2 separate regions of the Mus musculus genome follow, and region 2 is linked to region 1. Evidence: chromatin loops called from intact Hi-C (ENCODE). Cell type or tissue: heart. All regions are shown on one strand. Links, peaks and the distances in the headings refer to the core of each region. The heading gives the core; the rest is flanking DNA. Region 1 holds the start of Ints8 (integrator complex subunit 8). Region 2 holds the start of Dpy19l4 (dpy-19-like 4 (C. elegans)).

The links. Hi-C counts contacts between places; a loop is a spot of excess contacts. Peaks named below come from ENCODE experiments on the same cell type or tissue, not always from the same donor. Only the 100,000 strongest peaks of a DNase experiment are listed, where the experiment ranks them.
Region 2: a loop joins it to region 1, with 4 times the contacts of the local background. A loop is called at or near these places in 2 of 42 quality-filtered maps.

Annotation. Positions count from the first base shown.
Region 1 is chr4:11,250,510-11,264,777 of GRCm38, reverse strand. Ints8 (integrator complex subunit 8) reads left to right here and starts at 10,519. Exons shown (of 27, transcript NM_001159595.1): 1 at 10,519-10,797; 2 at 11,828-12,002. The coding sequence starts at 10,668. It overlaps Dpy19l4 (dpy-19-like 4 (C. elegans)), which reads left to right. Exons shown (of 19, transcript NM_001081201.2): 19 at 1-3,463. In heart, for the core only: CTCF peaks have their summits at 10,752 and 13,762 (motif pointing right); a DNase peak (open chromatin) is centred at 10,527; H3K4me3 peaks cover 2,443 bases; H3K27ac peaks cover 1,479 bases.
Region 2 is chr4:11,315,656-11,331,191 of GRCm38, reverse strand. Dpy19l4 (dpy-19-like 4 (C. elegans)) reads left to right here and starts at 9,055. Exons shown (of 19, transcript NM_001081201.2): 1 at 9,055-9,192; 2 at 14,012-14,119. The coding sequence starts at 9,177. In heart, for the core only: a CTCF peak has its summit at 8,934 (motif pointing left); a DNase peak (open chromatin) is centred at 9,001; H3K4me3 peaks cover 2,079 bases; H3K27ac peaks cover 1,473 bases.

The DNA of each region.
Region 1 (14,268 bases), core at 6,269-14,268:
GTGAATCTCTATGAGTTTGAGGCCAGCCTGGCCTACATAGTGAGTTCCAGGACAGCACACAGAGCACTATAGGTAAAACCCTGGTGGTTTTTTGAGGGGGTAGGGAAGAAATTCTAAATTAATATGGCCTCATAAAGAGATTCAGGATAGATAAAAGCCTGTAGAGAAATGGTTTTAATAAGATGCATATTTAACTTTACATGATAAAATTGTTTTGTGAACAGGTTCTATAATTTTATTTTATTAGAATGCTATAAAATTGCATTTTAAGAACTCCAAATTAGAAAGAAAAATATTTCCTTTTTTTTGGTAATGTATATGTACAATTTTTTTCAAGTGTGTGCACTTAGAGTAACGTCTAGAGCTTAACTGACATCTGTTCTCCCCCCTCCTCCCCGTTTAGTGTAAATGGTCCTGTTCACTAATGGTCCTGTTCACTAATGTTCATGCTTATTTTGACTAAACATGCAGCTGTGGCACTGTATGTCTGATGAACTCTGAATATCTTGGTAGTCACTAGTGTTTAACATCAGGCTTTATGAAAATTACCAGCTACTCAAATACACACTGAGTACTCATGTGGTCATTCTTGTGATCAGAGCATGCAGAAACAGCTTACATATTGTAAAGGGGGAAGTATAAACCGTATTTCCCTTGTAATACGATTTTTTTCAATTCCCTTATAAAATGAATTGAGTTTTTGACATAACATGTGCTAAGTTAGTTTTAGTTTTTGTTCTGTTTGCTGTATCAGTAAGCTAAGAATTTTTTTATTAAAAGTTCATAATTAGTCCCAGGCATGATGGTGAACTCTTTTAATCCCAGCATTCAGGAGGAGCAGTAGCAGGCAGTTCTCTGGGTTCGAGGCCAGTCTGGATTACATAGTGTGTACCAGGATAGCCAAAGCTACCCCCACCCCCCCAAAAAAGGTTTAAAATTAATTTTTCATTCAGCATCACCTGAAAGAAGAAGTATTATAGAAATGGCACTATTGGCTGAGGATGTGTCAATCAGTAGCATGGCGCTGGGCCAGCACACACAAGTCCCTGGGTTCAGCTCCTAGCACCATGGTGGGGGGGGAGGGAGTGGGCAGAGAAGGGCAGACAAATGAAGAAAAGACTGAAATGATAATATTAGGTATCATAGATATGTTGATTCACTTCCATCTGGACTGTCACTAAGACAACACTATGTTGTTGCAAGCATTTAACTTTTTTCTTTAGTGATTTGTGGAGTAACAAGTAAAAGGTCCTACTGCTTGCTATTCTAAGTACTTATTATATACTTGGGTAACCGAGCCGCTGCTAGGATCAGCCGTAAAGCTGCGCTGAAGGGTCAGCCGTAAAGCTGCACTGAGGGGCAGAGTTTGCAGGATGTGGGTGGGAGGAATTCCTCAAAGAAAGATTGAACATATTTGCTCTTAATATAACAAACCCATTGAAATAAGTGCCTTAACTTCTTTATTTCTAAATCCATCTTATACTTTATGTCATATTACCTGTTTTCTTTTCCATAAGAAACTGCTGTTAACTTTTGCCACATGGGTAAAGTTGAGTGAGGTGAGGCTTAGGCCCCTCCCTCCCTCCCTCCCATGTGTATGCGTGTGTATGCGTGTGTATGCGTGTGTATGCGTGTCCTAGTGCCCTTCCCTACTATACAAGAGCTTCTGGGCTTCATCCCCAGCACAACAAAACATTAAGCCACCCCACACCATTTTCATGATTAGCTTCAATTCACTAAAAAGCAAATCTTTGTCAAGAATTTCCAGTCTTCTGAATTAATTAATTAATTTAGGCCCTTGCATGCCAAATAGTCCAACATGTGAAACCTACTTGATAAGGGATGTAATATGGACTCTGGATGTAATATGGACTCTGTGAAACCTACTTGATAAGGGATGTAATATGGACTCTGTGAGTTTAGTAATTTTTTAAAAATCTCTTTGGCATCTGTATCTTGATGTTTTGCATTTTATTGGCAGTTTAGTTTTACAATCTAAGTAGTATACTACACTCCAGTACTGACTTTATACACATATACACACACATACACAGAGACAGACAGACACACAGACACACAGAGACAGACAGACAGATAGACACACAGAGACAGACCCACAGACAGTGGCTTTTCTGTCTAGGACATTAACATAAGTTGCCAATAACCTCAGTGTTCTGACACTTTTCCACAATGTACATATTGAGTCAACAAAGAATGAAGAAATGGGTGTTAATAATTTGTGGCTGAAAACCATGCCTAAAATAGATTATTAATTTCTTTTATAACTCTCTTATTAGTTTTGAGAAATCTTTCTTGAGGCTTTTTATTTTTGAGTTAGTAACACGTTTTGCTGTCTCTTTTTGTATAAAAATTGTATTTTTTTTCAGTTGGGGTTTTTAACAGTTCTATGTAGATTGATCTTTTAGTAAATTTATTTTTAATGCATGAATATTTATAGAACATGTGTTACTACTTCTGTATATTTAAGAACATTTTAAAGCTCATAACTACTTTCTAATTTATATTTTAGTGTATTCTTTCTTTTAAAATATCTAGTTTTGCTGTGTGTGGTGATGCACATCTCTGATCCTAGCCCGTGAGAGGTAGAGACGGGAGGATCAAGTGTTCAGAGTCATCCACAGCTACAGAAATGAGTTTGAGGCCAGCCTGGGCTTCATCCACAGCTACAGAAATGAGTTTAGGCCAGCCTGGGCTTCATGAGTCCCTATCTCAAAAAAAGATCCAAAAATTAAATACACAGTCTCTATTGTTACTGTTTGCTGTAGCTTTAGACTCAATATGTATTAGAAATCTGGCAAATTACAGGGAAAATCAAACAAGTTCTTACCTGAATTACTGAAGTTTTTTCTTAATGTATAGAGTTAATGCTTTAAATCAAATTAGATTCAGTGTTGCAAAGAAATATATATGACAGCTTATTTTCTGTCTAGTGAAATTTCTAAATAATATATGTGTTTCTGTAATGAAAATTACATTTTGGAATCAAATGTGCTGAATTTAGTATAAAGGATTCTTTGTATTGTTCTGTAATCTTGACAATTCTTGTGTAATTCTATGACCTTTACTTATGACCATCATCTATATTTTGTGTAATAGTTGAATAACAGAAAATATCAAATAAGTTACCTTTTCCTGTTTTAAGCCAATAGCCTGTACAGGTACTTATCCAGAATGAACACAGCTGCCTTTATTAGGTTGACCTCCGAGTCATGACTGTGATGTTTAGAGTAAATGTTACCTCCTGTAAATAAGCTTACATCTCTGTAAAAGTGTAAATCGTTAGTGAATACAGATACCTTAAAGGACTTGTTTATAAGTATAAACAGTTTTATTCCAGGTTTTGTAACGTTAATACCCTTTTATCACTAATAATGTTCTTTCATGCTCATTTATCCTCCTTGTTTTGTGTTCATAATAAAACTTCTCAGATTTTTAAACTGTCTTTAACTCGTACTTGATCTTTCTTGTTGTATTTATTGAGCTATAACTAATGGTTCAACTCACTCTTTTGAGCACCCAATCCAGTGTGTTTTCAATAGTATTCACAGTTGTGCAGTTTTCACCACAGCCAACTTCAGGACATGTTCATTGCCCACCACAAACAAACTCCATTCCTTTTGGCTGTCAACTGATGCCACCCCATCCTTACTATAGGCAACTCTCACTAATCTGTATATATATTTTCTCGTCTTCATGTTGCATATAATGGAATCACACAACTGATGGTCTTTGATGTCTGGCTGCTTTCACTGGACCTACATTGTCTAGGTTCATCCACATTGTAGCACGTAGCATTCCTTTTCAATGTGAAATGTTACATCTATATCTCCTACAGGTTCTGTCTCTCGTGACAGCAGTTCTCAACTTTCATAATGCTGCTGACCCTTGAGTACAGTTCCTCAGTTGTGATGACCCCTGTCTTAGGGTTTTACTGTTGTGAACAGACACCATGACCAAGGCAAGTCTTATAAAAAACAACATTTAATTGGGGCTGACTTACAGGTTTAGAGGTTCAGTCCATTATCATCAAGGCAGGAGCATGGCAGTATCCAGGCTGTCTTGGCACAGGCAGAGCTGAGAGTTCTACGTCTTCATCCAAAGGCTGCTAGTGGAAGACTGACTTCCAGGCAACTAGGGTGAGAGTATTAAGCCCACACCCACAGTGACACACCTACTCCAACCAGGTCACACCTATTCCAACAAGGCCACACCTTCAGATGGTGCCACTCCCTGGTCTAAGAATATACAAACCATCACAACCCCCAACCATAAAATTATTGTTGTTGCTACATTGTAACTGTAATTTGCTAGTTATGAATCATAAGATCTCATGATCTTAGACAACCCCTATGAAAGGATTGTTTGACCATCAAAGGAATCTCAGCCCCCCAGGTTGAGAAACCCTGCTCTAGAGAGACCTAATAATTTGAGGCTCACAGTGGATAATAAATCTTCAGGCTGATACCTTCTCTTGGAAAAACTAACTCTGGCTTCTTTTTTTTTTTTTTTTAATGATCCCCTTTTATTTTTTTTATGTGCATTGTTGTTTTACCTGCATGAATGTGTGAGGGTGTTGGATCCCCTGGAATTGGAGTTAAAGAGACAGTTGTGAGCTGACATGTGGTTGCTGTGAATTGAACCAGGGCCCTATGGAAGAGTAGCCAGTGCTCTTAACCTCTGAGCCATCTCTCTAGCCCCAAAGTTGTTCCTTTCTTTTTCTTTTTTCTTTTTCCTTCTTTTTTTTTCTTTCTTTTTCTTTTGTATCCTTCCCTCCCCTCCCCTCCCTCTCCCTCCCTTCCCCTTCCCTTCTCTTTTCTTTCTCAAGACAGGATTTCTCTGTGTAGCCTTGGCTGTCCTGGAATTTTCTCTCTAAACCAGGCTGCCTTGAACTGCCTTAAAGTCAACCATAGGTCAAAAAAGTAGAACAAGCAACTAATTGACAGGAAATGAACATTAGATTATTAAGAAAAAAAAAAAGAAACAGTAAGGAGGAGTCAGGAGGACTTATAGAGAGACACGCAGGAAGTAGAAGGGAAGGGCATTTAGTTTGAAGATTTTCTGAGATGGTATGAAAGAGAGGTAAGGTGTCTGGGACATTACCTAAGAAGGAAGGTCATCTGGGTGGTTTCTCTGCCCCTCTAAGCTTGCAGGTTTTCACCCCAGCAGCTGGCTAGCCTGAATCTTCATTTGTAAAATCAAACAATTGAGATTTTGTTTAAAAACAATTTCCTCTTAAATTTTTATTAAAAAAAATTTTTTTTAAGTTTATGTGTGTGTGAGGAGTGTTTGCTTGCATGAATGTCTTCGGACCACATATGTGCATAATAGTCTCTACAACTGGTGTTACAGATGTCTGTGAATCACCATGTGGATGTTGGTTGTCAAACTTAGGTCCTTCCCCTGCCCTTGTATTTTGTGAGATGCTCAGGGAAAGTATAGGGATTTGAACACAGGGCCTTGTACATGCTAAGCAAGTGACCTACCACTGAGCTACAGCCTCATCTCTACGTTCTACATCTAATATCCAACACAGCTAGTCTTGTTCTTGGAGCCCTTTAGTTAGTCTGATGGAGGCTTGTGACTAAAAATCATAGACTATTTCCTAACTAATGAGCTACCTGCTTTTGGGTCAGGTAATTCATTGGCTCTCCCAAAAGCTCTTGGGAGTCAGCAACTTCTGAATGGCTAGAGTTTGACAGGGCCTTAGCAGTGTCCTATTTCTTTACCTAGCAGAGTAAATGTTCCCAGTTAGAGCTGAGTCCCTTCTGCCCATGTTCATTTGCAAAGGGGAGGTAGCACTTAGTTGGTGCTTGCTGGATCTGCCATTCTAGCACTCAGGCTTCTAGTTTCCCCTTACAGCCTGGTAACTCCTCATCTACATACTGCATTTTCTATAATACAGGCTGTGTATATTAAGTCTGAACCTAAGGCCTTCTAACTAATTAGTTAATGTTGAGTACTCAGAATCTAACCCAGAGCTTCATGCATGCTAGGCTAGCATTCCACCACTAAGTACCACCCAGAAGACCTCTGACTCTAGGGAGTAAGAATTTGCTCTGACAGGAGCATCTCTGCATTTGGGGCCAGCTTGGACTTCATAGTCAGTTCCAGGACTACCAGAGCTACTGGTGAGATCCTGTCTTGAAGAACAACAAAAGGTTCGTCATGCCTGTGGACAAATGGTACAGTTGCCATTCTCCAGCCTCATCACACCTTGTGGTGGTTCTTTTCACTGTGTGCAATGTGGACAAAGCAGATTTAAGGGCATCCTTCAGCCCACCTCTGCAAGCCAGCCAGAACAAACTGATACCGCTCAAAAGGGGTACATGAAGGTATTGTGTGTTTCTGACATGTGCCAAAACAACAGTGCCATTTTTTTTCTGAGAGATTTTGTTGTTTTTCTGGAAATTTCAATATTAGTAAATATGGCAGAGAATCTCTTTCATATAAATTCTAAAAGAGTTCTTTAAATTATCTATATTCAAGAACCAGTTTTTTTTTTAATGTCTTCTAAACCTTGTTGATTGATAAGTGGTCTGCTGTTCATGACCATCTCCCAGCTCAAAGAACATGTTCAGGTTCACCAGCATCCAAACATGTATATACTTGCTCAACTAGATGTGACCCATTGGACATTCACTTGGGTATCAGAACAAGTCAGGCTGTTGAAAAGACAATTTCTGAATAGTCTCATTGACAATACTTATCTTGATAATGCCTGTCTTATTGCTCTGTTGCTATGGCAAAATAATATGACCAAGGTAAGTTATGAAAAAAAGTATTTAATGGGACTCACAGTTCCAGAAAGTTAGTGTCCACAACTATCATGGCAGGGAGCGTGGCAGTGGGCAGGCAGGAGCAGTGGCTGAAAACTTCCGTCTGATCCACAAGTGTGAGGCAGAGAAATAGAGAACTACTGGAAATGGCATGGACTTTTTGAAAGCTTACCCCCCCCCCCCAGTGACACACCTACAACAAGGCCACACCTCCTAATCCTTGAACAGTTCCACCAACGGAGGACTAAGCAATCAACTGTATGAGCCCATCGAGGCCATTCTCATTCAAACCATCACAAAGATCTTGAGGAGCCTTCTCTGGAGCTGTCTTAAGGGTTCTATTACTGTGATAAGATATGACCAGCAACAAGTTTCAGAGGAAAGTATATTTCAGTTTATAATTCCACAGCCCTGTGGGAAATCAGAGCAGGAACTCAAACAAGGCAAGAACCTACAGGAAGGAGCTGATGCAAAGGCCATGAAGAAGTGTTGTTTACTGACTTTTTCCCTGTGGCCTGCTCAACTTGTTTTCTTATATCATCTAGGATGAGAGGTGGTACCACCTCCAGTAAGGTGAATCAAGACAATTCAGTACAGACTTGCCAGGAATCTTATAGGTCCATTATCTCTAATAAATCCCATGTGACTCTAGCTTGCATCATGTTGACAAAATTAATCACTAAGGACAGTGGTTCCATAGCGCTTTGTGGACCACATTTAAGAGCTTTATTCTTAGGGGCTTGAGAGAAGCTCAGAGGTAAAGAGTGCTGGTAGCCAGGTGTTCTGGCTCAGAATATTAATCATGGTACTCAGGAGGCAGAGGCAGCCTCTGATATGTGAGTTTGAGGCCAACCTGGTCTATATAGGGAGTTCCAAAGCAGCCAGGGCTACATAGTCTCTCTCTCTCTCTCTCTCTCTCTCTCTCTCTCTCTCTCTCTCTCTCTCTCTCTCAAAAAAAAAAAAAAGAGTCCGTCCTGCTCTTGCAGGAGCCTAGAGTTCAGTTCCCAGGGGATTTGATGACATACTTTTCTGACCTCCAGGGTGCATACACACTAATTTTAAAAAGTCTTTTAATTATTTTTATTTTATATGTATGAGTATTTTGCCTGCATGTATGCCTGTGCCACATGTCTGAGGAAGCAAGAAAAGAGGGTGTCAGGTCCCTTGGATCTGGAGTTACAGATGTTTGTTAGCCTCCTGTGTGCTGGGAATTGAACCTAAGTGCCTTCGAAGAGCAGCCAGTGCTCTTAACTCCTAAGTCTTCTCTCCAGGTCCTGAAAATAAATCTGAAGATGATGAAGAAGAAGAGGAGGAAGAGGAGGAGGAGGGAGAGAAACCAAGATCTATATTCTCTGATTTGTTGATATGTGGTATAGAGTTTTGGTTTGTTGTTATTAAGAGTTTTGCTATGTAGCAAGGCTGGCCTCAAGCTTATCACTCATTCTATACTCTGTGAACGCTGGGAATATAGGCATGTACAACCACACCAGGATTGAGTGCCTATTGGAAGGAATCACATTATTTGCTGGCATACTTACATCTGTCCTCATTTTGAAAGTATATAGATAAAACTTTAGAGACTCACGTCAGGGTGGCTCTGCCTCTGACAACTCTGACTTAACAGCACGGGGAAAGGAATGGCAAAGAGGACCTTCCAGTGATCGTCCCGTGATGTATTAATGAGACAATATTTGGCTACTGAGGAAAATTCTGAGATCCAGTCCTAAAAGCTCACCATGAGTTGGTGTCTGATCTATACACCAAAGAATTTGTGCTTTAAATCTTGACACACACACAAGCTTATTACTTGGAAGTGAGAGAGGTTCTAATGAGTTTTCCTCCCGAGGCTCAGTTGGCAGTGGCAGACTTCCCGCTGGCCAGAGGACTATATTCTTCCCTCTATGCAACTTGAAAACGTTAACTTGGAGGTATCTGTCCAGCCATTTTCTTTGCCAATCTTGTCTGCCACTGTAGAATGCTTTAAAGTTTAAAGGACCAGGGTGGGAGTTGCCATTTAAAGACAAAATAATTCAGAAACTCAGCCCCAACTTAACACGGCAATCAGTGAACACTGACTGACTTCATTTCTTCAGATTGCTGAGTTCTCCATTCAGCTAGATACTTTTTTACAAAGTGATACAAAGAAGTTGAAAGCATTAACATGACTTTATAATAGCTTTAAATTTATTGCTGGTTTATAAAAGCCTCGATTCGATCAATCAAAGGCTTGCTATCCCAGCTATTCCTGTTTTGTTTTGTTTTCGAGATAGGGTTTCTCTGTATAGTCCTGGCTTTCCTGGACCTCACTCTGTAGACCAGGCTGGCTTCAAACTCAGAAATCTGCCTGCCTCTGCCTCCCAAGTGCTGGGATTAAAGGCATGCGCCACCACTGCCCAGTTTATCCCAGCTAGTCCTAAAGGATATAAGATCCATCAGAATATTTATAGAATAGTTTTACATATTCTATACATGGTTTTATTTTATTCTTTTAAAAAGAAATCTAAAGGGGCTGGTGAGATGGCTCAGTGGGTAAGAGCACCCGACTGCTCTTCTGAAGGTCCAGAGTTCAAATCCCAGCAACCACATGGTGGCTTACAACCATCTGTAACAAGATCTGACTCCCTCTTCTGAAGTGTCTGAAGACAGCTACGGTGTACTTACATATAATAAATAAATAAATCTTTAAAAAAAAAAAAGAAATCTGAAAACAAAACAACAGATAACCACCCAAAAAAGCCCACAAAGAGCTTAATCTATAATCCAGCACTTGGGTGGTTGATTCAATAAAATGGATGCAAGTTCAAGTTTAGCCTGGGCTACATAGTTCCAGGTCATTCTGGGCTACAGAGTGAAACCCTGTTTCAAACAAAGCAAAACAAAACAGGAGAAGCATCTAAAAGAAACTGACTAAATCTGAATTTTTTTCTTTGTTTCTCAGGGTCCCTTTATGAAAACAATCATCTTTAGTAACACATATCTGAAATTTTCTATGAGGTGTGTATAGGATGTCTGGGAGTTTTCTTCAAACTTTCTTCTGGATGTATTTTGTCCGGATCAGCTGGCCAGTCAGCTGATCACAGGAACTCTCTAGAAGGACCAATCTGGCTTTGGCTTTTGCTCTCCAAGTGCTGGGTTTTACAGGAATGCCCCACTACACCATGCTTTTTAGTTTTATTGATAATGATACTTAAGGACCTTTCAGAATGGTGGAACGCGTAAAATAGGGTTTACTGTGCCTAGACTGGAGATCTGAGGAAAATTAACTAGCTTCTTATTCCGAGAGTTAGTCTTGGGAAGTCGCAGAAAAGTTTGTTTTTTTTTTTTTTTTTTCTTTTTTCCGGAGCTGAGGACCGAACCCAGGGCCTTGGGCTTGCTAGGCAAGCACTTTACCACTGAGCTAAATCCCCAACCCCAGGAAAGTTGGATCTTAATTATGTAATAAGCCTTGGGAAACGGGGAGAGGAGTTAGGCTGGAAGGAGTCTCAAAAAGGTAAAGCACCCAAGACAAAGCAACTAGATTTGGTCTCTTTGGTTTTCTTACGAAGACATCGAACTCGCTTCATTTTCTCTGGGAATGTCCAGAGAATCTGGAGAGCCCCGCCAGAATCTAGCTTCTGAAGGGCCAGGAGACTCCATGGCAGCTAAGGGGCGGAGCAGTCTGCTGTTCCCGCCCCTTTCCTCCGAAGTCTAACTGGGATTGGTCGAGAGCGTGGCTAGCTGCGGATCCGGGGCCGGACTCTGGCCGACTACTACGCCATCTTGGGCTGTGCGAGCTGACTAGAGGTTCCGGGCGGTTTCGCTGGATAAAGGGACTGGGCGAGGGTCAGGTTGGAGCCCGGAGGCGGCGGGAGCAGCGGCGGCGGGGGCAGGATGAGCGCGGAGGCGGCGGACCGGGAGGCGGCCACCTCCAGCCGGCCCTGCACCCCGCCGCAGACTTGCTGGTTCGAGTTCCTGCTGGAGGAGTCGCTGTTGGAGAAGCATCTGCGCAAAGCCTGTCCGGGTGAGCGAGCGAGCGAGCGGGCGGGCGGGCGTGGTCTGCGGCCCGCTGCCTTCTGTCCCCCGCTGCCTGAGGCCTGGCCGGCGCCGCTGGGCCCAGCTCGACGGTGCCTCAGCCGGGAACGTCGCCGCGGAGCGTCTGCGGAAAGTTTCAGACAAAGGCTTTCGGTCTGCCGCGGTCCTCACAGCGAAGGGCGCCCGCACTCGCCGTGCGGGGGTCGGGTCGCCGATGTCGCACGGCCCTGGGGGTGACTTCGTGAGGGGAGAGCGGCTCTGCGGAGCCTAGAGCCGGCCGTAGCCTTCGGTTCATTCAGCCAGGGGATTGTGTATTTCACTGTTGAACCCCGAATTAATATAAATCCCCCGAAAACAGCTGCTTCGGCTGTTGTATAGGGATACCCGTGTTGGGCAAGGAACATGGCCCTTTTCCTCTTTCGGGCATTTTGGTAAAGGTACAATGTAAGGTCTTTACCTTTAGTTTGCTCAGTTCTCATCCGAATTTGGCCTTGTAGGAGACTACTTTGTGAAAAGTTGGCATCATTGGTGGGGCAGTTTTACCAAGTGTATCTCAGTGCTTTTAGAGCTTTCCTATTGACACATTGTTAGGGGCTAGGGTGCCAAGCCTCCGTGCTTAGCTCTTTAAATAGGTTGCGGTCCTTAGCGAAGCCTTCATTATAGTGAAGAAAGTGGCATTAGCCGCTACTTTACTGGTGGGAAACAAAGCTAGAGACAGTTCAATAAAAGACCCCTGTCAAAACACTACTTCTTTCCTCCAATTGGCATTGGTCTTATCTTGAACTGGGAACCTGTAATGCTTAGTTCTTCTCTGTGAAATGCTTTGTTATGAATCAGTTTTGAATCGTCCCCAGACCCTCTTGCTTATTAATTAAGCTGGCAAACGCCGATCTGCAGCTGTCTCTGACCACACCTCCAGATGTTTCGTGCCCCCCAAGTACCATAGTCTTTAGTATACGCGAATCCTTTTGCGTTTTTATAACGAAAACTTTAAGAATTTAATTTCTTTTAAATCCTAGATCCTGCACCAGTTCAGCTTATAGTTCAGTTTTTGGAGCAGGCTTCCAAACCTTCAGTTAATGAGCAAAACCAAGTCCAGCCTCCACCTGATAACAAGAGAAATCGCGTCCTAAAGCTTCTTGCTCTTAAAGTTGCTGCACATTTGAAGTGGGATTTAGACATACTGGAGAAAAGGTATAAAGCTGTAAATGGCATTACATTTGAAGCAGTGTTTGAATGTCTTTGTTTCTGTCTGGATTCTAATGTTTTTCTGATAGTGGCTTAAAATAAATTACTTTTCTGCATGTTCATGGCAAAACATTCAAGCATGTAAAGAAGGTATTAAGAAAGTAAACCTAGACATGTGTGTAGTCCCAATAGCCTGAGGCTGAGGCAGCAGGCTTACTAGAGCCCCCAAGTTAAGAGACCAGACAGGACAGCAGGGTAACTCAAACCATCCAACTCTGTAGGAAAGCTGCAGTAGATAAACCACCCTTTAAGGTAAAGAGAAAACTGTCTTCTTGTGGTACTAGAAATTACAGCCAGGGTCTCTGTTTTTTACCACTAGTAGCTGAGTTAATTATTGCTTCAGGCGTGGTAACATGAGAAAGTCCAGACTGAGTGCTGTAAATGTTTTGGTTAGCAGTTGATTTACTCTTGGATTTGTTACTTTTTGGCCAGGGATCATTGACGCCTCCCCAAACTGTTACCATCGCTACTCAAGTCAGCATTGACTGACTTAAACGCAAATAGTTCCAAAGGGATGCTTAGAAATTTACTTATTTTAATCCTTTCTTTCAATTTAAAAAATAAAAGGAGTACCTGAAGAACGTATAAAGACAGACATAACATTTTTGTGTATTTTTTTGTCCTGGTTTGCCCAGTGTTCTGGTTTTTTAGTGTCAGACTGAGCCTAAGCCTCAGAAGTGCTAGGGACGCAGTGCCACCAAGAGTGTCAACGCTTCCTTCTATTTTTATTATTTTTGTTTTGTTTAGAAATTCTGTTTTTTATTTGAACTTTTTTTTTTTTGGTTTATTTTATAGGTATGAATGTTTGGCCTACATGTATGTACATGTATCATGTGAGTGCCTTCAGAGATCAGAAGAGGGCATCACATCCCCTGAACTGGAGTTACAGATGGATGTGTGTGGTGGTAATCCAACCCACAGCCTCTGAAAGAGTAACACATGCTCTAACCACTTGAGCATCTGTCCAGTGCCTACCCACCCCCCCCTCTCTCTTTCTTTCTCTCTCTCTTTCTTTCTCTCTCTCTTTCTCTTTCTTTCTCTCTCTCTCTCTTTCTTTCTCTCTCTCTTTCTCTTTCTCTCTCTCTCTTTCTTTCTTTCTCTCTCTCTTTCTCTTTCTCTCTCTTTCTCTTTCTTCTCCTTTCTTCCTTCCTTCCTTCCTTCCTTCCTTCCTTCCTCTCTCTCTCTCTCTCTCTCTCTCTCTCTCTCTTTCTTTCTTTCTTTCTTTCTTCTTTCTTTCTTTCCTGACATAGGATCTTTTGTAGCTCTAGTTGACCATGATCTGGCTGTGTAACTGAAGGGGACCTTGACTTCGTGATTATCTTGCCTTAACTTCCCAAGTTGCTGACATTATGCATACCTAACTTGTTATATTTGTAAATCACGTTATTGTATCCTGTATAAGGTTTTGATTTGTATCTTTACCTAACATAATATTAGCTAGTTGGATATGGTGGTGTGTACACATAATCCCAGCACTTGGGAAGCTGAGGGAGGAAGAACCAGTGGTTCAAGGTCAGCCTGAGCTTTATAGCAAAACCAGCCTCAATTTCCCACCTCACCACAAACCACCACAGTGGCATTAGCTATCCTTCATTAGCAATAATTTAGTTTGTTTCCAGTTTTTTTTTTTCTTTTATAATTTGCTTTTTTTTAAAATTATTTATTTATTTATTTTATGAAAGTACACTGTAGCTGTCTTCAGACACTCCAGAAGAGGGCACCAGATCTTGTTATAGATGGTTGTGAGCCACCATGTGGTTGCTGGGATTTGAACTCAGGACCTTCGGAAGAGCAGTCAGTGCTCTTAACCACTGAACCATCTCTCCAGCCCATAATTTGCTTTTTTTTAAAGGCAGGGTTTCTGTTCATGAAACTTGTTCTGTAGACCAAACTGGCCTCAAACTCAGAGATCTGTTTCTTCGTCCCAATGTGCTGAGATTAAAGGTGTAAGCCACCACCACCCAGCCTTATTTATTTATTTATTTATTTATTTATTATTAGATATTTTCTTTATATACATTTCAAATGCTATCCCGAAAGTTCCCTATACCCTCCCTCCGCCCTGCTCCCCTACCCACCAACTCCCACTTCTTGGCCCTGGCATTCCCCTGTATTGGGGCATATAAAGTTTACAATACCAAGGGGCCTCTCTTCCCAGTGATGGCTGACTAGGCCATCTTCTGCTACATATGCAGCTAGAGACACAAGCTCT
Region 2 (15,536 bases), core at 4,050-12,049, 69 kb before region 1:
GGGAGGTCTCTGACCCTTGAGCTTTGGGTCTTTCTCCATCACGTACAGCAGCGATGGTTCTCTTAAGAAGCTGAGGCTCAGCCGGGCGTGGTGGCGCACACCTTTAATCCCAGCACTTGGGAGGCAGAGGCAGGCGGATTTCTGAGTTTGAGGCCAGCCTGGTCTACACAGTGAGCTCCAGGACAGCTAGGGCTATACAGAGAAACCCTGTCTCAAAAAAAACAAGAAGCTGAGGCTCTGCTCCTTGCATTGCTGTTTTTGAGAGACATCAGGGTGTCCTTTGCCTTTGGCAGAATCAACATGTCCTAGACAAAGCCAGAGTTCTGGTGGAGTCAGACTTGGGACAGCTGTCACGTTCATGGTATAGAAAGTTCATGGTATAGAGGGCCAGCAGGGCTTGGCAGGTAGGGGTGCATGCTATACTCTGGAGGACCTGAGTCCCGCCCTCCTATGTACACAGTGGAAAGAGCAAGCAGACTTGTGTTAGTTGTCCTCCAGTGCATGCATAATGCATACATAAAACACAACCACAAAATAAGACTTAAAAACCCATTGAAGTGTTTGGGAGAAACACAATTGATTAAGGGTGATGGAGTAAAAAATGAAAAGGAGGGCTGGAGAGATGGCTCAGCAGTTAAGAGCACCTGCCGCCCTTCCCATGTCTTGAGTTCAATTCCCAGCAACCACAGGGTGGCTCACAACCATCCCATAATAAAATCTGATGCCCCCTTCTGGTGTGCAGGTGTACGTGTAGATATACATTAAAACAAAACAAAACCCAGGAGCAGCTGAGAATGAACCCCAGGCCTGGACTCAAGTGGCCCTGCGTAGCTAGCACTTGCCAAGTGGCCCTGCGTAGCTAGCACTTGCGGTGCAAGCTGCCAAAGCAGGCGTGGCAGTGCAGTTCTTGTTGCTCTGTTATTTGTTAACTATGCAGTACTTGTACAGAGTAAATGCAAGTTGAATGGATGTCTTAGTTACTTTTCTGTTGCTGGGACAAAACACTATGGCTGAGTCAACTTAACAAAAGAAAGCATTTAATTGGGGAGGGGGCGGAGCTCATGCTTCCAGAGAGTGAGACCTCAGTTCTGTAAGGTTTTGATAGGTTTGTAATCTTGGACTGAGATTATTTACCTGAGATTATATACCAAGGGTAGAGTTCTTTTGCCCATTGCCCTGGGTTTGGTCTCCAATACAATATAATAATAATGATGATGATAATAAATGTTTCTGGGGGGTTGGAGAGATGGTTCAGTGGTTAAAAGCACTGACTGCTCTTCTGAAGGTCCTGAGTTCAAATCCCAGCAACCACACAGTGGCTCACAACCATCCGTGACAAGATCTGGCGCCCTCTTCTGGAGTGTCTTCAGACAGCTCCAGTGTACTTACATATAATAAATAAATAAATCTTTTAAAAAAAAAAAAAAAGAAAGAAAGAAGAGGAGCTAGAGAACGTATCCAAGGAGCTAAAGGGTTCTGCAACCCTATAGGTGCAACAACATTATGAACTAACCAGTATCCCGGAGCTCTTGACTCTAGCTGCATATGTATCAAAAGATGGCCTAGTCGGCCATCACTGCAAAGAGAGGCCCATTGGACATGCAAACTTTATATGACCCAGTACAGGGGAATGCCAGGGCCAAAAAGTGGGAGTGGGTGGGTAGGGGAATGGGGGGGAGGGAATGGGGGACTTTTGGGATAGCATTGGAAATGTAATTGAGGAAAATACATAATAAAAAATATTTTTAAAAAATTCTGTTAGGTGACCTTATCTTATTTTCAATGCTCTTTCCTCATGTTATCAAAGAACTAACCTAATAAATACCTATTACTAAGAAAAAAAAAGAAAGAAAGAAAGAGAAGAAAAGAAATGTTTAAAAAAAAAAAAAAAAGGCGTGTGGTGGCACACGCCTTTAATCCTAGCACTCAGGAGGCAGAGGCAGGCAGATTTCTGAGTTCGAGGCCAGCGTGGTCTACAAAGTGAATTCCAGGACAGCCAGGGCTATACAGAGAAACCCTGTCTCAAAAAACCAAAAAAAAAAAAAAAAAAAAAAAAGTTTCTAAGTAATTAAAATTTATTTGAGTATTGCCTTATCATATATCAGTACAGTTCTGATTTTTATATTGAAGCACTTAATGTATTCAGAGTCACTTTTCACACTCAGCCAACTACACACCTGTATTTGCAGTTGGGCATGAGATTTACCTAATGCTTTGGTTTCTTCTGACATCTACTGGACACACAATGCAACTGGCCTTTCAGGAACTAGTCAGTAAGTATGTATCCAGGATTGTAACAGAATTTAAGGAAATCTGACTAAACTGGGCAATACACTTTTAATCTCAGCATGTGAAAGTCAAAGGCAGGTGGATCTCTTGAGTCTCAGGCCAGTCTAGTCCACAGATTGAGTGACTGGGCAGTACTGGAAAATGTGTTACCATTTTCTACAATTCCAGCCCTTTTTATTGTGAGACAGGGTTTCACTAAATCTGCCAACTTTGCACTTTCCCCATTTGAGCCTCTTCGGGAAGCTGGAGTTACAGGCGTGTGCCTGGCTAAAACTTTTTGTTATGAAATCTTGTGTTTTTTCAATTAAAATATTTTTCTATAATATATGCTGATCATGGTTTCCCCTTGTATCCTCCCATATCTTTCCCACCTTCCACTCCACAGATCTTCTTCCACTCCTTTTAGAAAACAGACAGACAAGAAGGAAAAGGCACGAGAAACACAAGAACAAAACCCGTAAGAATACAAAACTGGGAACCATACTGTATAAGAAGAAAAAAAAAAAAGCCCAAACGGTGACATGAGACCAAAAAACAAGACAAAAATAAAGACAAAAGAGGGAGGAAGAAGTGGAGGAAGAAGGAAGGAAGGAAGGAAGGAAGGAAGGAAGGAAGGAAGGGCTCCAGAAGTACGCTTGAGCTTGTTTTGCTTTGGCCATCCACTGCTGGTCAGAGGCGTGCCCTTCAGCAGGGCTTGAGTACCAAGGGGGACTGCGTTGAGAAAAGGAATTTTCCTTTGCAAGTGGGTGTCAAGTGGAAGGCGAGTTCCTGGTCAAGGATGAGAGCTTCTGTTCACTTCCTCCTCTCATGGCTGGGACCCCATCCAGCTTGAACCTTAAGGTTTCTCCTACTGTGATAAACATCATCAAAATGCAAGCTGGGGTGGAAAGGGCTAATTTGGCTTTCTCTTCCACATCAGTGCTCATCAGCCTGGAGGCAGGAGATGATGCGGAGGGCGTGAAAGGGCTCCTCATGATTTTCTCAGATCCTTATAAAACCCAGTGCCACCAGTCTTTTCAAAGAAGGTTAGAGGGTAGAAAGGAAAGGAAGAAGGGCTTTGGGTCTCTTTAGACTACTTTCTGCTGATTAGAAGGGTTGACTTCCTAGCAGCAAGTCCAATGTTCATCATCAGAATATCTTCAACCAGTGATTCTGCGAACCAGCAATGCTGCAGCAAACAGCAATGCAGTAAAACAGCAAATGCAACAGCAGGAACCAGCAGCAACTGCCATGTGCCAACTTAGGGATCTCATATTCATACCCTCTCAAGAGTTCCCAGAATTCCAAGTATAAGCTGTTTGTAGCTGGCAAAAGTCATGCCCTTCCTAGAGCAGGAGACAAATTGTAGATGCTGTGGACAATCTGAAGCAGCCACCTATCCCACACCTGGGATTAAAACATAATCATATAACTGGGTTTTTTGTTTTGTTTTGATTTGGTTTTTGGTTTTTCGAGACAGGGTTTCTCTGTGTAGCAACTGGGGTTTTTTTTCTTGTTTGTTTTTTTCGAGACAGGGTCCCTGGCTGTCCTGGAACTCACTCTGTAGACCAGGTTGGCCTTGAACTCAGAAATCCGCCTGCCTCTGCCTCCCGAGTGCTGGGATTAAAGGCGTGTGCCACCACACCTGGCTCCCGGCAACATTTTCTTAAACCCTAAACAAATTAAGCGTTGATGTCTTTAATCTTTAATAGGGAAAACAGTAAGGCTATAACTATCTAGTCTTCAACTCCATCAGAGACCCAAGAAGGATAAATGTTACCTGAGTAAACAGGCAGTGCAGAGCAAGCAGCTTCCAAATCTCTATGACAGACTGCTGGCTCAGGTGCTCACTCACCTAGGATTCCCCGGTATCCGTAGGGCAGCCAATCTTTGGCCAGTAGGGTCAGAGTATCTGACAGACTTTTCATGAAGCAGAAATTTTGAAGGACTGGCCTACCTTGTCTCAGCAAAGTGGATCAATCAACTTCCCAGTGTCCTGCTTTTCCACAGTTTGGAGAGCCTGCTGTCAGCCATTGAGGTAAGGGGCAGGTTTTTTGCCCAGTGGCCATGTTTGCCACAACTGAAGCGAACTCCATGTAGCGGTCCTTCTTTGCTCATCATCATCTTTGAAGTAGATTGGGGATGCTACCAGGAGCTGATGTGTCTGTCAAAAGAGCCTTTTGTTACTAAAACATCTTAAACGCCATATCTGCAGATCTCTGAAGTGTTTGAGGACCACCCAGTTATCTAAAGTAGCTCTGAATAGGCAAGCATTGCTTGTTTCGAGCTATTTACTCTCTGCTTTAATTGAAAACCTATAGAGAAGGCTAAATAAAGCTTATGCTGTAATTAACTACACTAATCCCTAGCAAGTCCACACCTGTGATTAGTTACAGGTGACTGACTACTAACTAGCATTTCTTAACTATCCTAAGCAGTTTACATGAGTGTCTTTAGAGACTCAAACTTTACATCGTTTTTAAATGAGTTGCATATGCACAATGCTTTAAACAAGAGTTGAAACATATATACAGTATGTTATAGCAAATACTACCGTAAATTTCTATCAATATGCAATAATCCATACCAATGTAAAATATTTGAGACTTATTGTTGCTTTCTTTATATTATTTATTTATTCACTTTATATCTTGATCACAGCATGTGTATATGAGACAGTGAAATGATCCTGAGATTATTTTTTTAAGATTTAATTATTTATTATATATGCAAGCTACACTGTAGCTGTCTTCAGACATACCAAAAGAGGGCATCCGATCTTATTACAAATGGTTGTGAGCCACCATATGGTTGCTGGGATTTGAACTCAGGACCTCTGGAAGAGCAGTCAGTGCTCTGAGCCATCTCTCCAGCCCCACTCATAAGATTATTATTGGCAATTATGCTAACTAAGCCAATTAAAAGTATATGAGTCCCTTTATTAGCCAGCAACCAAGAGTGGCTCACGCCTAAGAGTCTCTTGGTTCCCAAGCTCAGGGGTACAGTGTTTCCATTAATTTATTTTTGTTTTATTTTTATTTACTTCATTTTTAGTTTTGGTCTTTCAAGACAGAGTTTCTCTGCATAGCCCTGGCTGTAATAGAGCTGACTCTGTAGACCAGGCTGGCCTTGAGCTCAAAGATTCGTTTGCCTCTGCCTCTCAAGTGCTGGGATTTAAGATATGTGCCACCACTGCCCAGCATGGGGTACAGTATTTTTAAAGACCAAAACCATAATTACATGTGCTTGTGCAGGTACGTCAGTGAGGGTCTTGGGGTGGCCCAGTAATGTCTGCTTTCTTGCAGAGCTTCACAGTGTTTCCAGACAACATGACAATTATTTTTGCTTACACTCCCTTTTTATTATTTTAGATGTATATTTTACATCCATTATTTTTGTTAGTACATATGGACCACAGTCAGGGTCATGAACAGTTCCAGCATGTTGCCAAGGAAGTCGGGCTATTGTGGAGTAGAAGGGCGAGATATAAGACAGAGTTAGGACAAGATAGCGTTACCTTAGTCAGCTTTAGCAGCAAGTTCGTTAACTCCCTGAGCCATCTATTTGTCCTTTTTTCCCTTTGTAAAATATTTATTTAGAGACAGGGTCCCATTGTAGCCCAGAGAAACCTTGACCACACAATGTAGCTGGGATTGGTCTTGAGGTCCTTATCGTCTTACCTCTACCTCCTAGGTGCTGTAAGTACAGGCAGGTACTGCTATGCCTGTACCACCTAAGAAAGTTTTGATGCTAGACTGCTTGGTGTTTATATTTTAGTACCAATATTTTTGAATTTTGTTTTACATAACCAGCTAAAAATATCTTTCTAGAAGAGTTTTGAGTGACAAAAATCTGTATTTTAATAAGTTTCAAGGTTTTTAGTATATCCATCTCAAAATATCCTTTCCCATGGACCTGAGCGATGGTGCAGTTGTTTTGAGCACTTTGTGCTGGTGCAGAACGTGCAGGAGTGGTTCTCAGTATTCCTGTGTTGGCTTGCAGTTGTCCATAGCTGCTTCCAGGGGATCTAATACTCTCTTGTGTCTGCCTCAGGCACCAGGGACACACATGCATGCAAAACATTTATATACATAAAAGAAATCTAAAAATGTTTTTAAAATATTTTAATAAAACATATGCTTAATTTCTTATTTTTTATTTTACTTTTAATGAATATAGGTTTTTGCCTTCGTGCTTGGTGTCTGTGGAAGCCAGAATCTTCTGAGGTACTCCTTCAACTTCACTTCTGTCATATTTTAAAAGAAAAGTTCAGAAAACTGGGTGTAACGGCACATGAGTATATGAATGAGTCTTTGCCTCAAAAATAAAGGAAACATGTCAGAACTAGTGACAACTGAGACAAAACTAGCTGTTGAGTCAAGCAACAGTCTTCAGCACAGCACAGTGTGTCCTGCCAGTTTTAAAACCTGGTCACAGTTGATGGTTCCTGGTATTAACAACTTTGCCCAAGACCTTTGAGCACGTGTTAATCTCAAAGATGGAAAGAGAAGGACCACAGACTCAATTCATCATGGCCAAATTAATTAAGGCAAGCAAATAATTATTTCTTTTTTATGTGCATTGTTAATTTGACTTCATGTTTGTCTGGGAGAGGAGTTGGATCCCTGGAACTAGGGTTACAGACAGTTGTAAGCTGCCATGTGGTTGCTGGGAGTTGAACACGGGTCCTCTGGAAGAGCAGCCAGTGCTCTTAACTGCTGAGCCATCTCTCCAGCCCTTGCAAGCAAATAGTTAAAGGAAGATTTTTAAATTCATGTACACAGACCTCTTACCAAGATGTGGCTCAAGAGTTTAGCATTGAATATGAGGAAGACAAAGCTTTTTATAGTTCAGAAGTAGGGGTTTTTCAAATGGGGGATTTAGCAAGCAAAATAGGTGGGGTTACAGGAGCAGAACATCATAGCAAGCTTTTCCTAAGGGCATCCTGAAACAAAGACATGGTTGCAAGGTGAGCATAAAACTGGTAGTTATAACAAGGTAGCCATGACAACCCTTATGAAACGGAAGTAGGGTTGCAAGATGGTTAAAAAAAAAATTGAAACAAAGACATAATTATCATTCCTGGAACAGGCAGTACAAAACCATTTGTAGTTAAGGTCACAGGTTTTATGTGGAGCATAGCCTGATCCTTGAAAAACAAGTTTAATCATAAAGAGGAATGAACCTAATTTGTCATTACTGTGAGACGGCTTTTAAGCCAAAGAGGCTGATTCTTCCAAACCCACCAGAGGTCTCCTAAATGTCTAGTTTTCCCATTTCAGTTAGGCTGGGCCTTTCTGGGTTCTGTCACAGCTTCTAGTCTCAGCTAGACATCCTGTCTCAACTAGATATCCTGTCTCAGCTAGACATCCTGTGCTGGGCCTCTCCAAACCCTAGACATGAACCTAGTGTTGTGGAACATCCTTGTGGTTCCTTGGCTGTGTTGTGCAACCTAAGTGTTGAAACCCTGCCAATGGGAGCTCAAGCGCTGGGCCTCTAATTTTCTCAGCCTCCAGTATCACCAGGGTATACTCTGAGTCCAAGGCAAGGCAGAAAAAGAACTGGTGGCTCTGGCTGAACTCCCAATTAACCAGAAACAAGTGCTCTAACCCCCCCCCCCCCGTCCCTCCTGAATGTAGGATTGGACCCCCAATATCACTAGATCAGGATCCCACAGAATCAGAACAGATCCAGAAACCAGGCATTATAGGAAAAAAAATTAGGAGTTTCTGTGAATTACTATAGGAGGCCTACATAAGAAAGGAAGGAAAGAAGGAAGGAAGGAAAGAAGGAAGGAAGGAAAGAAGGAAGGAAGAAAGAAAAAGAAAGAAAGAAAGAAAGAAAGAAAGAAAGAGAAAGAAAGACAGACAGACAGCTATCCTTTTTTTGAAGTGGCTGTTCACTCATGCTTTTGGGCCAACTGAAGGCGTGCCACAGTGTTCTCAGTATGAGTCATGCACTGCACAACAAAATTAAACTGCATTCTATTGTTATGAAATAATCTCTATACATTCCTCATAGCAGACTATAAAGTACTATTGTGCTTTCTTCCAGAATATTGACATGAGCAAACATTTTGTTCAAGGCAGTTTTCGTGATTGACACGTTGCTCTCTCTTGTGTTTCCTTTTTTATATGATAATAACTTAATTTGCTTATGTAGCTGAGGTTGGCCTTGATAATGAACCTCCTTCCTCTACTTGTCACGGTCTGGGATTACAATAGGGAATAACCTGGTACAAACTTTTTTGTAGCCGCCAAGTGTCTACTAAACCAAACTGTGTATCACTCTTGCCATTGCAGCAGTAGGGAACCTGAGGCAAGTTGAGAGCAGCCTTGGCCATATAGAGAGATCCAGTCTCAAAAACAAACAAGCAAACAAACAAACATCTACTAATCCAAAGGACCTGCCTAGAACGTCTTGCCTGGCTTTGAAATCATCGTAACAAGTCCAGGACTCGTTGCTCTGCAGTTGAAACTCCGTTTTCTGTTTGAAAAATCGGCCGGACATAGGGACTGGATCTGGCCTACAGTCTATGACTTTCTGAGACGGATCCCAGCGTCACGAAAAGCTTGCTCTGGCTCCTGCTTTCCTGTGAGGCTCAGCAAGGAGCGAGGGCGGCGGCGGGGACTCGCTCCTCCCAGGAGCATTGCCATCCCGTGGCCATCGTGGGCATGGCTGAGGCGCTCTAGCGAAACGCTCCGGCCGGGCCCCGCTCCCTGCACTCTGGTTCCCGGAGCGCCTTGGAGGGACCCAGTTGGCGGAGACACCAGAGGGGGGCGGGTCAGGAAGTGGGGGCGCGGCAGCCGGGAGCTGGCCGGGGCGGCCGCGGGGTTTGGATACTCGGAGGTTTGGGAGACTCCGGGCTGCTCGGGAGCCGTAGGGCCACTCGGGTCTCCGCGGAGACGATGGCAAAGGAAGAAGGTGAAGGCTCCGGCGTGTAGCGCGCCAACTGCCGCGGCGGGCTCGGGAGAGGGGCCGGGCCTGACTGCTGGCTGCGGGCCGCGGGGAGCAGGGCGGGCGGGGGCGCGCGCCCCCGAGTTTGCAGTGGAACCGGGCGCGAGCCGAGAAAATGGCCCAAAGTTTCGTCTCCCGAAATAGGACGCAGAAGTGGAACTTAAAGTCAGGAGTCTCGGAAAGGAAGCTGTTGTTGGGTGGCGGGGCTGCGGGTCCGGAGTTGCTCCGCAGTGGAAAGCAGGACGAGCTTGGGTGGGTTCTGGTCCAGGCTGGAAGCTTTGGGTGCAGAATGGGAGGGATCGCACCCCTCGCGGGAAACTGAGGCTGGGATCTGGGATGGACGCGCAGAACCTGACGGAGTTCACTTGTGCTCTAATGGATAACAAATGCCAAAGGGCAGGGGCATGTAAGTGGTTTTAGGGGAGGAGGAGGTCAGTTTTAGGGTTAAAACTAATGGACTGGAGAGAGCTCTGCACGCTCCTCAGGGTCAGTGCCAAGGGAATTTATTGTTTAGCCAGCAATATTTATCCATAGAGGATTTGGACAGTGAGCAAAAGATAGGAAGCGGCAAAAAACTTAGCAGTGTACGATACATAGTGTAAAAAAGTATTGGTGGCATAGTAACTTCATGGGATGTGTATGCACGATTGAGCTCTTGGACTTCATTCGCTCGGATGAACAGTTACATGTTTCATTCTGCTGGAAAGCAGTTTTTATCTTACTGAGTGGAGTTGTGAATGCGACCGTTAGTTATCTGGTTTAGATTTAAGCCGTTGAACCAAGGAGACAAGAAGGGAGTTTGAAGAATTCAATGGAAAGCCATTTTTCAAAAGACTATTAGAAGTACATGCTGACTGGGACTAGATGTCCTGTCCCTGAGGTCATGATTCAGCCATTCCTCCTCTTCCTGCAGCTCTTCGTGTTAAATTTCATGCACATTTAAGATACTACCTAAAACCAGCCTCAAAACAGGTTGCTGGTAAGGAAGAATGTAATTCCTCTTTTTTCTTTAGCTATAGCTATATCTGTGTTTGCAATGTGTTATCATTTGACAAAGATTTTTTTTAAACTTTATTTTTGTGATTAGTTACAAATCTGTGTGGGTAGGTTGATAAACCAGTTTGTCTTTGTGAGCACATTAATACTTAACACAGGAGAAAAATCGCACAGTGCCACTAAAACTTGATATTGTAAATATGCAGAAATTGCATTTAAGATGGAATTATTATACTTAATAACTATGATGTGGACCTTTTTAAAAGGCTATATCATTTTGTAAAAGTAGTTGACTATAAACTGTTAAATGATTTTTGGTTATAGAATTACAGGTAATCTAAAAACATGTGTTTTATTCAGGACAATTACTGGGTGGCAGTTTTATTAAAATAATGGGTCCTTTCAACAAATATTTAATTCCTTGGCTAAGTCTCTATTCTTTTGGGTGCTGGGATATAATAGTCAACAAAGTATAAATATTTATTGTAATGATGTTTGTGATGATAATATTTACAGCAAACACGTCCCGTGTCAGGAATTTCCCCGAATCCCTTCTGTTTACATATCGTGTATTTATTATGTTAAAATTAGGCCAGTCTCTATATTCTTGTTTGAATTCAGGTCAGGTACAGTTTATAGCTTTTGGCTTATTCTCAGGTCCTTCAGGAGCCTCTTTGTTGTCCAGCTGTCCCTGGAAGTAAATGTTCTTCCAGACGCCTCTCCTGTACTGTGTGTGCAATGGTGCTTGCATTGATGCTTCCTGAAACAGACACAGGCTTTGAGGAGAACAGTGTTAACATTTCTCTTGGACCCTTTCTAGTCTACATGGACATCTGGAAGCCTGTTTGTAGCTCTGTTGGCTCATGTGCCTATGATGGGACTAGAGATTGAAGTAGCAAGGTTATTCTTGTGGATATGTAGTCATCATTTAGTTTGGCTTTTTCCTTCTCTTCTCTCTCTCTCTTTCTCTCGCTCGCTTTCATTTCCTTTGGTTTTTTGAGACAGGGTTTCTCTGTGCAGCCCTGGCTGTCCTGGAAGTGAACCTGTAGACCAGGCTGTCCTCTGCTGGAATTAAAGGCATGTACCACCCAGGACTTAATAAGCTCTGTTGCCTAACTATATCATCACCATAACATTACTTTTGTCTTTCAGTTGTGAAGTTCGATGAACAATGATAGAGATGAGGTGAGAAGTTTGCACTCAATTAGCTTCTGGTTTTTAGGGCCAGGCAAAAATGACAAAGTAGATAAATTGGCTAAAATACATGCGGTCTTTGTCCGGTCTTACTATGTAGCTCTGGCTAGCCTGGAACTGGCTTTGGAGGCCTTGAGCTCACAGAGACCTGCCTGCCTGAGTGCTGAGATCATAGCAGTAAGTCACCAGACCCAGCTCAGGTTGTACTGTTATTGCTGCTAAAATTTAATGCAACTAAACTTGACATTAAAAATGAATGATTTTTTTCTTTTTCTTAAAAAAAAAATATATATATATTATATTTAAGATGGTAGTTACAATTACGTTACTCCCCCCTTCCCTGTTCTCCCTCTAAACCTGACGTACACCCCTTCTTGTTCTCTTTCAAGTTCATGGCCTCCTTTTCATTAGCTGTTGCTGTATGCACATATGTATAGGAATATACATACATATAGTCCTAAATATATACTGTTCAGTAGGTATAGTGGGACTTGTATGTGTGTTTTCAGGGTTGAGCATTTGTTATTGGATAACCCATGGTGTACGCTCTTCCCCTGGGGTAGACTATTTCTCCAACTCTCAGTGTTCCTTAGATGTCTTTAGTTTTTCTGGCTGTTTTTTGTTTGTTTGTTTGTTTGTTTGTTTTGTTTGTGACACAGGGTTTCTCTGTCTTCCCTGGCTGTCCTGGAACTCACTCTGTAGACCAGGCTGGCTTCAAACTCAGAAATCTGCCTCTTGCCTTTGCCTCCCTCCAGAGCTGTGGGATTAACGGCGTCTGCCACCACCATCTGCTTCCTTGTCTATGTTGGCATGTCCATTATTGCTCTTGTTTGGGTCATGTTCAGGCAGTCACGTTGGTGAGACTTCATGGCTGTAGCTTCTGCCATTCCTAGGAGACAGAGGCTCACAGCAAACTCCTTATCCTCTGCCTCTTAACAATTTTTCCACCTCTCTTCTGCAACGTTCCCTGAGCCTTATGCATGGGAGTTGTTCTCACCAATTGGGCCTGTGGTCTGGGATGCAGAGAGAAGTTCCCAGGATGAGGGGCGAGGAGCACACTGGACACGGCTGTAAAAGTGGTGGGCGTTAGACACCACACCAGTCTACTAAGTCACTTCTTTTTTCCATGCTGCTATTTAAAGTCATTTTAGTAAGCATGCGCTGGCTTGGAAACAGTTTCAGAACATCTTTGTTTTATTCAGTTTTCAGGGTAATGCTAAGGAGCTGTCTGTGTGACCAGAGTAGCTATTCTCTTTGCTGCTGATTCTTTCCTTTGGTCTCACATTTTATAGCATAACTACCGAACTACAAAAAGGAAGAGAAATCAAAGCCTGGGTCACATTACTAACTTGACAGGGCACTCTGATCTTCCAGAGTAGTTATTCATCTCATGAGGTAATTTGGGGGGGGGGGGGAGTTATGTTCTCTATCTCAAATTTCTGTTTAAGTTGGAGTCTCTTATTTTCTCATTTGGAATTTAACTTACTAGTTTCGAAGTAACTTCTGTATTACAGTTTTTAAAAAGTAGAGACAGAGCCGGGCGTGGTGGTGCACGCCTTTAATCCCAGCACTCGGGAGGCAGAGGCAGGCAGATTTCTGGGTTTGAGACCAGCCTGGTCTACAAAGTGAGTTCCAGGACAGCCAGGGCTATACAGAAAAACCCTGTCTCGAAAAACCAAAAAAAAAAAAAAAAAAAAAAAAAAAGTAGAGACAGAAAAGATAAGCAGTTTGGTATTACAGCATTTTTTCCAAGCGCTTCCCATGATGTTATAGGATTGAAAACTAGCACCTCCGTGTGTCAGAGTCCACGATGACCCCACAGCTGCGGGAGCCTGTAGAGCTTCCGGGAGCACACTGTGAAGAAGGAGAGGCTAGGCTCAGCACTCAAGCATCCTAGTATGTTCAGGACCCTTTGTTTAGTCCCAAATTCTGGAAAGAAAAATGATGTTGCATGCCTGTAATCCCAGCATTTAGAAGGCTGAGGCAGGAGGATCATGTGTTTGAGGCTAGTCAAGAACCTGCCTTTAAAAAGGAAAAAAAAAAAGCCATAATTTTATGATGAATCCATTGTATTTTGAACAAAAATTGTTCGTCTGCAAATGATGGCTTTCATAATCTCAGGTAACTATCATAGTAAGGACAGTAATCACGTCAAAACTTCTGGGAAAAGACATTTTAAAATAGCATCAGTGCAGGAGAAGACTGTAAACTTTCATCAGCTGGATTCTGAAATCACGAGTTGCTGTGTAGTGGTAGGGAATGCATGTTTGTTGTTTCCAGCCGTATACTGAAGACAGTTTTGAGGAAGAGGCACAGATGCTATGACACTGCAGGTACTCCTCGCACTAATGGGTCTCAGTGTGACTGCTTTAGTCACATGATCTCCAGGCTTTGCTCTCTGTCATAGATGTTAGACTCGATTCCGTCTGTATCAGAGTTGTGCCCTTTATGGTTTTTTCAACCAGGGAAGCTCATTAGAGACAGGACTTGGGGCTCTCTACTGGGATCTGGTCAAGTAGGTAACCTAACAAAAGTTGATTCACCTGAGATCCGAACATTGATGAACACATTGCAATAATGCCTTCACTGTTTTAAGGAACATCTGTAGAACCCCGCCAAAGGAAAAAGCAAAGAACTTCAGGAAGTCAGGAAGCCAAAGCAGAGAAGATCCGCAGAACCCCAGCTCCTGAAAGAGCTCCAAAATGTAAGTCAGATGGACCTGGGTGCAGTAGCTGCAAAAATATGTTTTCATCATTCAGATGTGCACACTTTCAAAAATCATGTCTTTTGCCTTTTGTGTTTTGAGGTGTTGAGTGGGAACTAAATCTAGGCCTTGTGCATATGAGCTAGACAAGCTCTCTACCACTGGGCATGCCCCCATCTTACATAAAGATATTTTGAGATTAAATTTATGGTTAACACAGTTGGTTTTTGTGATAGAACAACCCCTAAGCTGTATCACTTTACAATAAATATTTGTACCTTAATTATGGCCCATGTTGTGGCCATGATATGACAGATATTTATTTCTGATCTGTTATATGTTTCGATCATGGCTTGGCTCGCTTGGCTTCCTGTGTCAGGAAGGAATAGCCCCTGTTTGGGACACATTTTTCTTGGCACAGAGGAGAAGAGAAGGAAGGCCTCTTGGAGGTTCTGCTGGACTGACCCACTGTTCTTGGTCCAGGCAAGTGCTAGTCAGTCCAGACAGTGGCTTACAGAAGGACACCGTTACTACAGGAAACTCTTAGAAGTCATGGTTATGTAGAAATACATAATCTTCTGTTTTTATTCATTGATTTATTTTATCACATTGGGGGTCAAGCCCTGGGGGGCTTTGAGTGCAGCTTGTACTATCAGTGAGTTATTCTTCCCCTCATAACTATCTGCTCCTCTCTCTCAGACAACACATCCCCTCCCCTGCATTGCGGAACTCTCAGATAGCACATACTCTCCCCTGCACTAAGGGAGACATCCCATCTTGTTTTGTCACAGCATCAGTTTTAAATCTTTTCTACATCAGGGCCAGCTAGGGCTCATTCTGATCCTAAGACCTATGAACTGAAAATACAAGTTATCTGCAACATGTCACAGTCCTCAACAACAGTGGTTTCCTTCAAGGACTCAAGATCTTAGAAAACAATTGTGTGTGAAGGTGTGATTGCCTTAAAGAGCAGCTTCGAGTCAGCTCAGAGCAAAGGTGTGTAAGTTATTGGATGCACACTTGCAAAACTCCTCTCTAATGGAGTCATACAGACACTCTTCATCTGTTTGACCTCAAATTCTGGCATTTATAGTTTTGTCAATGAGTGAAACTCATTAGAGGCAATACTCAGTTGTTTGTTGTTGTTGTTGTTTTAAACCAAAACCAGGGAGTTGGCCCTGTAGTTTGTTTGTTTTGTTTTTCCAGACAGGGTTTCTCTGTATAGCCTCAGCTGTCCTGGAACTCACTCTGTAGACCAGGCTGGCCTCGAATTCAGAAATCTGCCTGCCTCTGCCTCCCAAGTGCTGGGATTAAAGGCGTGCGCCACCATGCCTGGCTTTTGATATTTTTTGCCTATCATATGATTATATGGCCAAATTTTAGACTCTCTGGGAAGGAAGTGTAAACCACATTGTAT